Linked DNA regions of Homo sapiens: region 1 is linked to region 2. A link is an interaction called in ENCODE POLR2A ChIA-PET data of the cell type or tissue named here. Cell type or tissue: B cell. All regions are shown on one strand. Links, peaks and the distances in the headings refer to the core of each region. The heading gives the core; the rest is flanking DNA.

What was found. ChIA-PET counts read pairs that join two places held together with the same protein. Peaks named below come from ENCODE experiments on the same cell type or tissue, not always from the same donor. Only the 100,000 strongest peaks of a DNase experiment are listed, where the experiment ranks them.
Region 1: POLR2A ChIA-PET joins it to region 2 with 10 read pairs; 2 of 35 experiments call an interaction of 5 or more read pairs at or near these places.

The regions. Positions count from the first base shown.
Region 1 is chr19:40,508,223-40,515,087 of GRCh38, reverse strand. SPTBN4 (spectrin beta, non-erythrocytic 4) reads right to left here. Exons shown (of 36, transcript NM_020971.3): 14 at 1,534-2,482. Among named protein-coding and RNA genes, the nearest start is that of SPTBN4, 45 kb to the right of the region's middle. In B cell, for the core only: no CTCF peak of the experiment used is centred there; no DNase peak of the experiment used is centred there; H3K27me3 peaks cover 2,385 bases.
Region 2 is chr19:40,272,069-40,278,933 of GRCh38, reverse strand. The region is part of intron 1 of AKT2 (AKT serine/threonine kinase 2); the gene reads left to right. Among named protein-coding and RNA genes, the nearest start is that of MIR641, 7.1 kb to the left of the region's middle. RefSeq lists enhancers at 3,626-3,685, 3,706-3,775, 4,286-4,365. In B cell, for the core only: no CTCF peak of the experiment used is centred there; a DNase peak (open chromatin) is centred at 4,163; H3K4me3 peaks cover 422 bases; H3K27ac peaks cover 1,349 bases.

The sequences.
Region 1 (6,865 bases), core at 235-4,234, 240 kb before region 2:
TGTCACCCAGGCTGGAGTGCAGTGGCGCGATTGTGGCTCACTGCAACCTCTGCCTCCCGGATTCAAGCGATTCTCATGTCTCAGCCTCCCATGTAGCTGGGATTACAAGCATGCGCCACCACGCCCAGCTAACTTTTCTATTTTTAGTAGAAACGGGATTTCACCATGTTAGCCAGGCTGGTCTCCAACTCCTGATCTTATATGATCCACCTGCCTTGGCCTCCCAAAGTACTGGGATTACAGGCGTGAGCCACCACGCCCAGCCTCTACCTGATGTTTAAATGTGAGATTCCTCAGCAGCAACTCCACCCTGAGCCCTCTGGGTTTTCCTTCACACCCTTCTTCAATGATTCCACCCAGCCCCACAGCCTTGGTCTTTGCCCCTGAACTCATGACAGTCACACCTCAGTCTCCAGCCTCAACCTCTTACCTTTTGAACCTGTCTTCGACCTCAAAGCCTACTGTATACCTTCTTGGGGCTATTCACACCCACCTGACTCAAATTTGTTCTTCCTCTGGGCCCCCATGTTGGGGACAGCACTGTCATCTGCCAGGCCAGAGCCCTGGGCTTTGTTTTGGAAAATCGCTCCAGCCCATCAGTCTCCATGGCCTGTTTACTTACCTCCCGCCCTGGTCTAATCTTGTTCCGCTCCATCTGGGTCCCCAGCCCAGTTGCCTCTCTGGGTTCCCAGCCACAACTCTTACCCGCTCCAACCTGCCCTCCACATGGCAGCCACTGAGGTCTACTTTAAGCTAGACATGGTCCTCCCATCTTTAAATCAATGTTTCAAAGAACTGGGCAACTGCAGGCACAGTAGGGGCAAGGAGCAGCCCTGTGTTTCCAGCAGTGCCCAGCACAAGACCTAGAAAGGCATAGGCACTCAGTAAACACCTGCTGAATGAATGTATGGATGAATAAGATGCTCAGACAGAGTGGTGCAGAGGGGGAATAGGCATTGTTCACCCACTAATTGAACAACTCATTGCTAAGTCAGCCAACAGACAAGTCAGTATACAATATGTCATGGGATGGTAAGTGCTACAAAGAAATGTAAAACAGGATGAAACAATGGAAAATCACAAGAGTCAGAGCTATTTTAGTAGCTAGGGAGGTGACATTTATGCAGAAGCAATGGGAGGCCTCCCAGCAGAGGGGCCAGGCTGAGGTGTCCCTGTAGAAGCATAGGTCGTTGATTTCATGCTTGGCGAATGTAAGCCTGGGTAACAAGAGCAAATGCTGGGGGAATGCTTCCTCTACCCCCAGGCATTTGCTTCGTATTCTGCATGTATGAACTCATTTACCGTTCATCACAAGCCTGGGTAGGGACTAATATCACCCCCATTATACAGGTGGGCAAGCTGAGGTTCAGGAAGATTAGGCAGGTTGCAGAACTGTCACAAAGCTGGCTATGGGTGAAGCAGGGATTGGAACTCCTAGTTCCAGCTGAGCAAACATGGGAACTGTTGAGCCAATGAAGGTGAGACTGGGTGCATGAGGAAGGGGACCCCGGAGTCCCACATGTGCGCGCTCACCGGTGCTGCACCACCTCGACGTCGTCGAGTGAATCCGGCACACGCATGGAGAGCAGCCATTGCTCCTTCTCGCCGATCCACAGCTCACACGCGTGCACCTCGCCAAACATGCGGTAGACAGCGAGCGCGTCCCGCAGCCACTGGCGCCTCAGCGCCGCCACTTCGGTCACCTCAGCGAACAACTGCTCTGCTTCCACCACGCGCACCTGCAGCGCCACCACCAGTGGCCCTGCGCCACTGGCACCCCCGAGTGTCGCCAGCTGGCGCCGCAGGCCGCTCACGGGCCCGCGATGTGCCTCCACCTCCCCGGTGAGCGCGCGGTGCTGGCGCGCCAGGCGGCGGCTGGAAGCTTCGTCGTGGCCGAAGTCACCGGCGGCTGCCAGGCGGTAAGCGTCGCGAAGCCAGTCCAGCAGCCCGTCGAGGTCAGCGCCGAACTGGTGCAGCGCCCGCGCCTCCTGCAGCCGCCGCTCTCGCCGCGCCGCCGCCTCTTCCAGCCTCTGCCAGCGGCGCCGGGCGCTCGCCGCGCGCTCCGCCAGGCCTACCAGGTGCACGGTGTCTGCTCCCGGGCCGACGGCACCGCCGGCCGCAACCAGCTCCTCGCCACACCGCAGGGCCTGCTGCAGCAACGCTCGCCGCCCGCCCAGCTCGCCCTGCAGGATCTTGTGCTGGGCCAGGAGGCGCGCTGTGCTGGACAGGTCATGCGCGCCGCCCGCTGTTCCCGCTGCGCCCGCTGCGCCCGCCGCACCGCCGCCGCCCGCAGCCTCCAGGAGACGCTCCTTGTCGCGCGCCCAGCTCTCGGCCTCCTCCAGCTCCTGCAGCAGCGCCCACAGGCTCCGCGAAGCCTCCAGCTCCGCGCGTCGCCGCGCTGCCTGCTCCTGCAGCTCCGCCAGGCAGCCGTGCACGTGGTTCACGCGGTTGCAGATGACCTGCGGGTCGCAGGGCTGGTAGCCTGAGCCAGGAGAAGGGGAGCATCCAGGATTGGTCACAAGCCAAGGGGCGCCCAAGAGAGGATGGTGCGGGCTACCTACCCTGTCCTTGGTGTGACTTCATCAGATGCCGGGTCACGTGGCTCCTCCTCCAGGCAGCCTTCCCTGACACCCCAAGGCTGGAGCAGGCTCCTCCTCGACCCTCTCAGGCTTCTCTGCTTCCCCATCCTAGCCCTGACTACTCTGTGTTGTCATTGCCTTGTCCTGTCTCCCCCACTGGACTGAGAGCTCCTTAAGGGCAGGACCTGGGTCTGTCACACCCTATCCCAAACACTGCCCAGCAAAGGGTGGAGCCCAGAGCTGTAGCCTAGTGAATGTAGTGATTTGTTGACTGAATGATGGATGGATTCAGAGCATCTCAGATTCTGTATATTTGAGTGAAAATTGTGCTTATGTCAGAACTGAGTCAAATGAAACTTCTTTGTTTTTTGTTTGTTTGTGTGTTTGAGACAGATTCTTACTCTGTTGCCCAGGCTGGAGTGCAGTAGCGCGATCTCGGTTCACTGCAACCTCCACCTCCAGGTTTAAGCGATTCTCCTGCCTCAGCCTCCCCAGTAGCTAGGATTACAGGCGCCCGCCACCACGCCTGGCTCATTTTTGTATTTTTAGTAGAGACGGGGTTTCACCATGCTGGCCAGGCTGGTCTCAAACTCCTGACCTCCAGTGATCCACCCGCCTTGGCCTCCTAAACTGCTGGGATTACAGGCATGAGCCACTGCCACCGGCCAACTTCTCTTTTCTTAAACCATGTTTCTAGGTTCCCTCTGTCATCCTCTGTTGCATTATCTATCAATCCCAGTGGTTATCTGCACTCCTTTTTCTTTTTAAAATAGAGACAGGATCTCACTATGTTGGCCAGGCTGGTCTTGAACGGCTGGCCTCAAGCAATCCTTCCACTTGGCCTCCCGAAGTGTTGGGATTATAGGCATGAGCCACTGTGCTTAACCCCGAACTCCCTCTTTTTCCTTAAATAGTTCACCTTCCTCCTGGATGGCTAGTTGGCGACTAGAAAACAGTGAAGTTAATTTAATGGGTCACAGCCAGCATTTGTTTGGTGGAATAGAATAGAAGGAACGGAAAATATCACAATGCAAAACAAGGTCGGGGGAGTATTTTTGTTGTTGTTGCTGTTGTTGTTTGGTATTGTTTGTTTGTTTGATTGAGACAGAGTCTCTCACTGTCGCCTGGGCTGGAGTGCAATGGCTTGATCTCAGCTCACTGCAGCCTCCACCTCCCAGGTTGATGTGATTCTCCTGCCTCAGCCTCCAGAGTAGTTGGGATTACAGGCGCGTGCCACCATGTCCAGCTAATTTTTTTTTGTATTTTTAGTAGAGATGGGGTTTCGCTATGTTGGCCAGACTGGTCTCGAACTCCTGACCTCATGATCCGCCCCCCTCAGCCTCCTAAAATGCTGGGATTACAGGCCTGAGCCACCGCGCCCAGCCTGGAAGTATTGTTTTATAAAACCTCTGTGTTAGCCTGTGTGCCCATGTATGCATGTGAACTGTGAGTCATGAGGTAAGTGTGTTTATTTATTTATTTATTTATTTTAGAGATAGGGTATCACTCTATCACCCAGGCTGGAGTGCAGTGGCATGATCATGGCTCACTGCAGCCTCCAACTCCTGGGCTCAAGTAATCCTCCCGCCTCAGCTTCCTGAGTAGCTGGGACTATGGGCCCACAACACCATGCCTGGCTAATTTTTTTTCTAAGTTTCTTGTAGAAATAGAGTCTCGCTGGCTGGTCTCCAATATCTGGGCTGAAGAAATTCACCCACCTTGGCCTCCCAAAGTACTGGGATTACAGGCGTGAGCCACTGCCTGGCTGTGTATTTCTTACTGGATCATAAAAGTGAGACACTGCCCTATGTGGAATGCGGGATTTCTGTAATTCTGGACATTCGCTGATGTTGACTCAAACCACAAGGTATCCAACTGAATAATAGTTACAATAACAACAGCTTCTTGCTAGGCGCAGTGGCTTACACCTGTAATCCTAACTTTGGGAGGCCGAAGCAGGCAGATCACTTGAGGTCAGCAGTTTGAGACCAGCCTGGGTAACACGGCAAAACCCCATCTCTACCAAAAATACAAAAATTAGCTGGGCATGGTGGCGTGCACCTGTAGTCTCAGCTACTCGGGAGGCTGAAGTGGGAAGATCACTTGAGCCAGGGATGTTGATGCTGCAGTGAGCCGAGATAGTGCCACCGTACTCCAGCCTGGGCAACAGAGTGAGACTCTGTCTTAGAAAACAAAACAACAACAACAAAAAAAAAACAGCTTCCATGTACCCAGCCCTTACTCTGACACAATGTCATTTGATTCTCACAACCATCCTATGAGGCCAGTGTCCTTATCAGCCCCATTTTCCAGATTAAGAGACTGAGCCTCAGAGAGGGGAAGGATTGCCCTAGGATCAGCTAAGAAGTGGCCCATCAGGAGCTCACACTCTGGACCACCCATCAGGAAGCGCTGCCTCCCATCCCCATGACAACGCACTCCCCACACTCGCACTCCCCACACTGGCCCCTCTGCTGTATTCTCGGAGCTGCTGATTGTCACAGGAGCCGAGAATTCACAAGGCGAGGGCAAAGGGAGCTTCCTGAGACAAACCTAGCTAAGGTGAAGGAGAGGGTCCCAACAACCTCCCCTGGAGGTGAGATGGGGATGGGAGGGAGCTGAGCCAGGGTCAGGATGTCCACACCAGGGCGTGGAGGGAAACTTCAGCATTTGCATTTAGGATGTGACCCAGGTCGGCTAGGGTGAGAAACTTCCCCATCAACCTGCAAGCCAGACAGGTTCTTCCTTTTCGAATAATGCTCCAAGATTCCAAAGGGCTGTGGGCTCCAGATAAAGGAGGAGAACATCTTAATGGAGAGATACGGACCAGCCTCAAGACCCTCTTATCAGCTCCATGGCCTGGGCCTCAGTTTCCTCATCAGTGAGAAAGAAATAAAGCAGCCCCAACTGCCGTCAGCACTCAGGGCTAGCCATCGTGTTCTGAGGAGTATAAATAATCTCACAGGCCAAGCGCAGTGCCTCACACCTGTAATCCCAGCACTTTGGGAAGACAAAGCGGGCAGATCACCTGAGGTCAAGAGTTTGAGACCAGCCTGACCAACATGGAGAAACCCAGTCTCTACTAAAAATACAAAATTAGCCGGACATGGTGGCGCATGCCTATAATCCCAGCTACTCGGGAGGCTGAGGCAGAAGAATCGCTTGAACCCAGGAGGCAGAGGTTGCAGTGAGCCGAGATCGCGCCATTGCAATCTGGCCTGGACAACAAGAGCAAAACTCCATCTCAAAAATAAATAAATAAGTAAAAATAATAATCTCACAGAAATGGCCAGGGACAATGGCTCACGTCTGTAATCCCAACACTCTGGGAGGTGGAAGCGGGAGGATTGCTTGAGCCCAGGAGTTCAAGACCAGCCTGGGTAACATAGAGAGATCAAGTGTCTAAAAAAAAAAAAAAAAAAAGCAATAAACAACAACAATAATAATAAAAAAAACTCACAGAACGCTCATATCAGATGGGGCCACTCTGACCACGATGGAGTAGGACAAAACCAAGCTCGCTCCATAATCTTGCCTGAGCACAGACAAAATCAAGGTCACTGTGCAAACCACAAAAATGACCACGCATCCCCTCGCCGGCTCAGATGAATGACAGCTGCCAATGAATGCAACAGCCTCCTTCTCTTCCTCCCACCACCTAGATCAAAATGATTAAGACCCCCAATCACCTAGTCACCCCCATATTCTGACAGCATCCAATCCACAGCAAAACTCACTACACTGAATCATCTTCCAAATCACCTAACACAAGCCCAAATCCTACAATAAGCCACCAGTCATATATATATATATATTTCTTTGAGATGAGGTCTCGCTCTGTTGCCCAGGCTGGTGTGCAGTGGCACGATCTAGGCTCACTGCAACCTCCGCCTCCCAGATTCAAGCGATTCTCCTGCCTCAGCCTTCTGGGTTGCTGGGATTACAGGCTCATGCCACCACACCAAATTAATTTTTTGTATTTTTAGTAGGGATGGGGTTTCACCATGTTGGCCAGGCTGGTCTCGAACTCCTGACCTCATGTGATCCACCTACCTTGGCCTCTCAAAGTGCTGGGATTACAGGCGTGAGCCACCGCGCCTAGCCCCCCATCATACTTTCTTGCTGAGAAGCCCCACAGCTCCCCATGGTGGGTGTAAAGAGCCACCAAACCCAACTTCGTTTGACCACAGAGGGACTCCTGGTGGTCTCTGGCTGGAGGGCATTGACATAAGTAAGACAGGAACCTTATTAGAGCCAGTCTTGGTTTTGCCTATCAGCATCCATGT
Region 2 (6,865 bases), core at 261-4,260:
CCGGGGGTAGCTGACGTGGGTGAGAACCCTGCTCTTGGCACCCCTCTCGGTGGCTGTGGAGCTCTGGGGCCTTATTTCTTCTCCCTAAGGTGCATTTTGCTCAGCTGTAAACGGGAACCTTCCTGCTGAGTGGGGCGGTGGGGAGGATGCACGGAGCTGCTGCGTTGGAAAGCACAGGCCTCCTGAGGAGGCGGCGGGATGAATTTGGGCTGATGCTACTCCTGGTGATTGCCAGACAGGACTGAGGGCACCTGAGAGCACAGAAGGGGCTCTGCAGGGCAGTGGGCACAGGCTCGTTGTTGGTCCTTGGGAGAGAGTGGTAGGGCCTGTTAGCTGATGGGAGGGCTCCAGACAGGAATGTGAATCACTCCCACCACTGTACTCCTGCCCAACCAGACGCTGCATATTAGCTCTACAAACCTGCACAGCAGCCTGGGAGGTGGGCAGTGTTAGCACTCCCATCTCGTAGATAGGAAACTGAGGCCCAGGAAGCCACATAGAATATTGGGGTCATTCTCGTGAGTAGTTCGCCTCTCAGTGCTGGGCACTGCTGCAGAGCTTAAGGTGTCTGCTCTCACTCATCCTCACCACAGCCTGGCAGCTCGCTGTCCCGATCGTCCCCGTTGTACAGGGGAGGAAACGGGCATAGAGAGGTTATTGGATTTGCTGGAAGTCAGTAATAGGCATGATGGTTGAACCCTGCTCTGTCGGCGAAGCTGCCTTTTGAAGACAGCCTCATCTTCTTGCCCTGCCTGCTATGACTGGAGTTGTCACTGTTGTCATCATGATTTCTTTTCTGCTTTCTCTTCTCCTAGACAGAGCTGGCACAAAGTAGGCCTCAGTAATCCAGAAATGACTCCATTCCATGCCTGCTTGGGATGTGGGGTGTGGCTGCTTCTCTCCACCCCCAATACCATGACCTTGGCCCCTCCCAAGGGGGGCCCAGGGGGAAGAGATGAGGATGGGAGGCACCCCCTCCCCACTGCCCTAGGGGCCTGATTGCTGAACAGCCTCAGGAGCCAGCCTTTGGCTGTTCTTGGTCATTTGTGTGTTCCATCTGTCTCCAAATATTGATTGAATCACTTCTATGTGCCACGTGTAGTTCTGGATGCGATCGGAGGTGGCAGAGAGGTTGCATTGGCCTGTGAGTGCTTGGTGTGGCTGAAGGAGGGAACAGAGATCTAGCTGGACTGGGTGGGAGAGGGGCTTGGGAAGGCTGCTGAGGAGCCCCTGTGATGTGAGAGCCCGAGGAAGTGGGCTGGACGGGGTGCAGCCAGGTAAAGGCCGCAAGGAAGGCGATATCTGGATGTGCTGGTGGAACAGCAGGCCCATGTAGCTGGAGCCGGGGGAGTGGGTGAGGGGGAGAGAGCAGGGTGGCAGGGCTCAGGGCCTGGGCTATGATGGGGATCCAGGGCTTTATCCCCAAAGAGAAGGGACACAGGTGGGTGGGGAGGGACCTGTGTGGGAGAGAGCTGGCTGGATTCAGGTGGCAGCCAGGGATGGAGAAAGCAGACCATATTCTGCTTTGGAGACAGGGCGCCCTAGAGCCCAGCTTCTCAAACTGGTGTCCGAAGGCCTTGGCGGGTGGGAGGAGGTGTCTGCAGGGCATTGACTCTTTTTAGCTGTGTGTTTTCATTTAGATGATATTTTCAAAAAGTTAGTAGGGGCATGTTGGAAATTATTGGGATGATTCCTTTAGAACCAAGTAGTGACAGCAGTAACATTAGCTGCCACTGCATGGCTCTGACAGGCTCAGGACGGCCCCTGATGTCAGAGTCCTTTATGTAATTGCCACCTATTTTTCAAGCACTGGCCCTGTCCCCAGCTGTGTGTGAAGCCATCTCATTGGGTCCCCAGGACAACCCATGGTTATCAGAAAAATCATCTTTTTAAATTTTTCATTATTTTTTTGAGACAGGGTCTGGCTCTGTCACCCAGGCTGGAATGCAGTGGCACCATCATGGCTGATTGCAGCCTTGACCTCACTGGCTCAAGTGGTCCTCCCACCTCAGCCTTCTGAGTAGCTGGGACTACAGGCATGCACCATCATACCTGGCTAATTTTTTTAAAACAATTTTCAGTAGAGATGGGAGTCTCCCTATTTTGCTCAGGCTGATCTTGAACTTTTGGGCTCCAGTGATCCACATCCCTCAGCCTCCCAAAGTGCTGGGATTACAGGCGTGAATCACTGCACCTGGCCTGCAAAAATTATCTTTTGAGATAACATAAACATGTGCTTGGGCAGATTGGTGTTAAGATTCCATTCTACAGGCTGGGCACGGTGGTTCACACCTGTAATCCCAGCACTTTGGGAGGCCGAGGAGGGTGGATCACGAGGTCAGGAGTTCAGTACCAGCCTGGCCAAGATGGTGAAACCCTGTCTGTACTAAAAATACAAAAATTAGCCAGGTGTGGTGGTGGGTGCCTATAATCCTAGCTATTCGGGAGGTTGAGACAGGAGAATTGCTTGAACCTGGGAAGCAGAGGTTGCAGTGAGCCAAGATCGCACTACTGCACTCCAGCCTGGCGACAGAGTGAGACTCTGTCTCAAAAAAAAAAAAAAAAAAAAAAAAAAAAAAAAAAAAAAAGATTCCATTTTACAGATGCGGAAGCTGAGGTTCAGAGAAGTGACCTGTGTAGCCTGGAAGTGGTAGAGTCAGGATTTGAGTTGACTAGAGGTGTGAGTTTGGGCCTGAGTCCTGCTCCAATTCCCCAGGTAAGCTGCGTTGGGGTGCGGGAGAGATGGGGTATAGCATGGGAGCTTCCAGCCGCACTGGGATGATCTGGCTCCTCTTGGGCCTGTGAGAGTCACATCCCTGCCTCCTGCCTTTAAGCTCCCGGTGCTTAATTAGCAGGAATTCTATAGAATTGCACTCCAGAATGGTAGCTACTAGCCATGTATGGACTTTTTTTTTTTTTTTTGAGACGGAGTCTTGCTCTGTCACCCAGGCTGGAGTGCAGTGGTGTGATCTTGTCTCACTACAACCGCCGCCTCCCGGGTTCAAGCGATTCTCTGCCTCAGCCTCCCGAGTAGCTGGGATTACAGGCGCCTACCACCACGCCTGGCTAATTTTTGTATTTTTAGTAGAGACAGGGTTTCACCATCTTGGCCAGGCTGGTCTTGAACTCCTGACCTTGTGATCGCCCCCCGCCCACCCCCCCCCCCCCCAGCCTCCCAAAGTGCTGGGATTACAGGCGTGAGTCATCGTGCCCGGACTCACATATGGCTTTTTAAGTTTTAATTAATTACAATTAAAGAAAAGTAAAAAGTCAGTTCTTTAGTTGCACTAGCCATCATTCAAACATTTAGTAACCACATTTCTGTCGTTATGGAAAGGTCTGTGGGCTAGTTCTGCTCTGGTTGCGGTCCCTCTCCTGCACCTACTCGCTGTGACTGTGTGCATGTGGCTCTCTCCCTGGGCCTCAGTTTTCCCATGTGAGGAACGGGGATAGTAACACAGGCTGGCTGTGAAGATGAACATTAATCCATGCCTGGTGCTTTGTGAGTGCTCACTGAGTATTAGCCTTGATGCAGACCCACTGGTTTCTCCTTTTGCCACTGGGCCCTGCCCTGGAGCTCCCAGGGAGGTGGTGGCGATGCAGAGCGACGTGGGTCAGGGATTCCCCATGCAGTCCAACTGGAGGGCTCCCGTGCATGCGTGCACATCAGGGGCGGTAAGGAAGGGCTGGCCGGGGTGTGGGAGGAGGCGACACAAGATGGGAGGTGGCCCTGTCTCTTGGGAGCAAAGGCAGAAGGAGGTGGAGGCAGCTCAGGGCTCGGAGGAGAGGGGTCCGGGCTCCTTGGCTGTGTCCCTGCTGTCTCTCGCTGTGGGTATTCACCGAATCTCTCCCATCCTCGGTTTTCACATCTGCTGCATGCAGGTCCTCATGGTTCTCAAGTGAGGCAGGTGGTGAGCCCATCAGGCCAGTGCCCAGGGCTTATTCTGGGGACAGCTCCTGGAGAGGAAGGGCTGCCTCCCTAAGGACTCCTGCCCTGCCCTGGGTGCAAGGGGTTCCACCTGCTGCCCCTCCCCCACTCCCCAGCTCGCCTCAGGCGGATAGTTCCCCTCTCACTCCAAATAAGAGCCACAATGCTGACAGTGGCCCCCAAGGCCCTGCCCAGCGGTCCCCAGCTTCCTCTAGCTACATCTCCCGGCCCTCCCCTTCACCCACTCCTGTAGGCGCCTCGAACGCGCCTCAGCCCTGCTCCTCCCCTGCCTGCAGCGTTCCTCCCCAGGTCTCCCCCGGCTCTCTCACCTGCTTCCGGTTTTGCTCAGACTGCGCTGCCTCAGTGCGCCCTTCTGTCACCATCCTGTGTATAGTCGGAAACCCCTGCTCCCTTTCCCTGCACTGAATCTTCCGTGTGCTCCTTTTCTCCATGGCATTTGTTAGCTTTGGCTATCCTGTCTAATTTGCGTATGTATTTATTTTTTATTTTGCTGCCTGTTCCCTCATTCCCCCAACTCCCCAATGGCAGGGAGTTCTGTTTTGGTCACTGCTGAATCCCTGGTGACCCGAGCAGTGATGATGCAGAGTTGTTGTGATATTTGTGGAATGAATGAATGCAGGATTTTTTGTTTTACCTTCACTTGGCACAAATGCTGTGGTTCTGTTCACCACTCCCCCCTGAAGTAATGAAAGTTATGGGCCCATCCCTGTGCTGAGTGGAGCTGGGGACACAGTGGGGGCTAGGACAGACTGTATCCCTGCCTTGTGGAACCCACAGTCCAGTGGGAGAGGCGACATTACCCACATAGTCATGCAGGTGACAGAGGCAAGTGCTGTGAGGGGAAGGGAAGGCTGAGCTCTGAGAGTCCGCTGCTCGTGGGAGAGGGGTGGTCAGGGAAGGCCTCCGTGAAGAAGATGGGTGAACAGAGTGCCAGGCAAGGGGTACAGCATGTGCAAAGGTCTTGGGGTGTGAGAGCAGGGAGTCTTCATGGGGCCAGGAGAAGGGGAGATTGTGTGTTGGAGCGAGCAGACCAGTGAGGCTGGAGAGCAGGCGGGGCCAAGGCAGATGGCCCCTGGCAGCCTCCATAGGGGCCTTGGACGTGATCCATGGGCACTAGGGAGAGGTCCTGAGCAGGGGAGGGACAGGGTCAGAACTGCGTGGAGGATCCCGCTGGTTGCAGCATGGAGCCCTCAGAGTGTATGGAGCCCGTGGCCAAGCAGACTAGAATATTTGACATGATTTCTGTGGGTGCTGTAAGGCCCTGGGTGGCGTGAGGGGGAAGGTGTGTGTGTGGGGTGGCAGGGAGGAGAAGGAATCTGCTCTGTGCTTATTCTTGTCCCCGTTTCTTTTGCAGCCTGCCCACGGCTTCAACCTGCCTCCAGCCCCACCTGCTCCAAGCAGACAGATGGGGCGAGTGTAGGGAGTGTGTTTAAAAGAAAAAAGAAACAAAAAGTCTCTCTCTTTTTTTTTTTTGAAGTACCCAGACCTTTTCAGGAAAAAAAAAAAAAAGTTTCTTCAGTGCCACCTTCTCACCAAGGAGGTAGAATAGGTAAAAATTCACCTGTTCAGAAACATACAGTATAGAAAGTGAAGTTTCCCATGTCTCCACCCATCAGAGGAAATAATAATTTTTTTTTTTTTTTTGAGATGGAGTCTTGCTCTGTCCCTCAGGCTGGAGTGCAGTGGTGCAATCTCTGCTTACTCCAACCTCTGCCTCCCGGGTCCAAGCAATTCTCCTGCCTCAGCCTCCTGAGTAGCTGGAATTACAGGTGCCTGCCACCAGCCCGGCTAATTTTTGAATTTTTAGTAGAGACAGAGTTTCACCATATTGGCCAGGCTGGTCTCGACCTCCTGACCTTGTGATTTGCCCGCCTCGGCCTCCCAAAGTGCTGGGATTACAGTCATGAGCCACCGCGCCTGGCCAGTGATGATAATATTTGATACGTGTTGAGCAGTTGCTCTTACAGGCTCTTTTGGGAGGACTTCATGTGGATTAACTCACTGAACCCTCCAATAGCCTTAGAGATAGGTATATGCAGTTATTATCTCTAATATACAGATGAGGAAACAGAGGTGAAGAAAGGGAACATGACTTGGTGACTTGCCCAAGGTCTCACAGCAGGTGACACAGCCAGGGCTGAAAAGCTGGCATTTGGTTCCTGAGGCTGCCTTGCCTCCCGCACCCACTCTCCTGCCTCTTAGTGTGGCGTATTTCCTTCGGATTTCTTTTTTCTGTGCGTGTGACATTTAAACACATACCTCCCCGTGCCCTGAAGTCTAAGACAGTATGCCCTATAAGGTCCATCATTGATCATATAACTGCTTTTCTGAAAAGAATGCGATAGGTGAGTTTTGTCCATGGATTGCAAGGTACATGCCAATCTCAATGACATCAGCATGTGAAACAATACGCATATTGTAGAATTGAGGTGACAGGGCGTGTGTGTGTGCGTTTCAGAAAAGGCATCCCGCCTGCATTCTGTCGTGCCGCGAGCCTTCGTTAGCGAATGCTGATGGTCCCAGTGTCAGCACAGCAGGGCTGGTTTCTGTGTTTCTGTGCTCAGGATGGCTTGTTGTGTTGTGTGGCCAGACCGTCTCCACGTGCTGGGTGCTGTGCTGAGCCCTTCCCTGCATTAGCCTGTGATGAAAGCGCTGCTGTCTGTCCTTGCAAGGACAGGAGGAAACGGAGGCTTGGGAGTCTAGAAAGTGGGCAAACAAGGACCCCAGTCCAGATCTGCCTAACTCTCAAGGCTGTGTGGCATGGTGTTGTGGGGGAGCCAGGCCGCCTGTACTTCCTGAGATGAAGTCATAGGGCAAGTCATTTCACTTCTGTGCCTCAGTTTCCTCATTGTCATAGAAACAGTAGGAGTGTCTGCCTCAAAGTGTTGCTGTGAGGGTTATATTGGTATGTGCGAA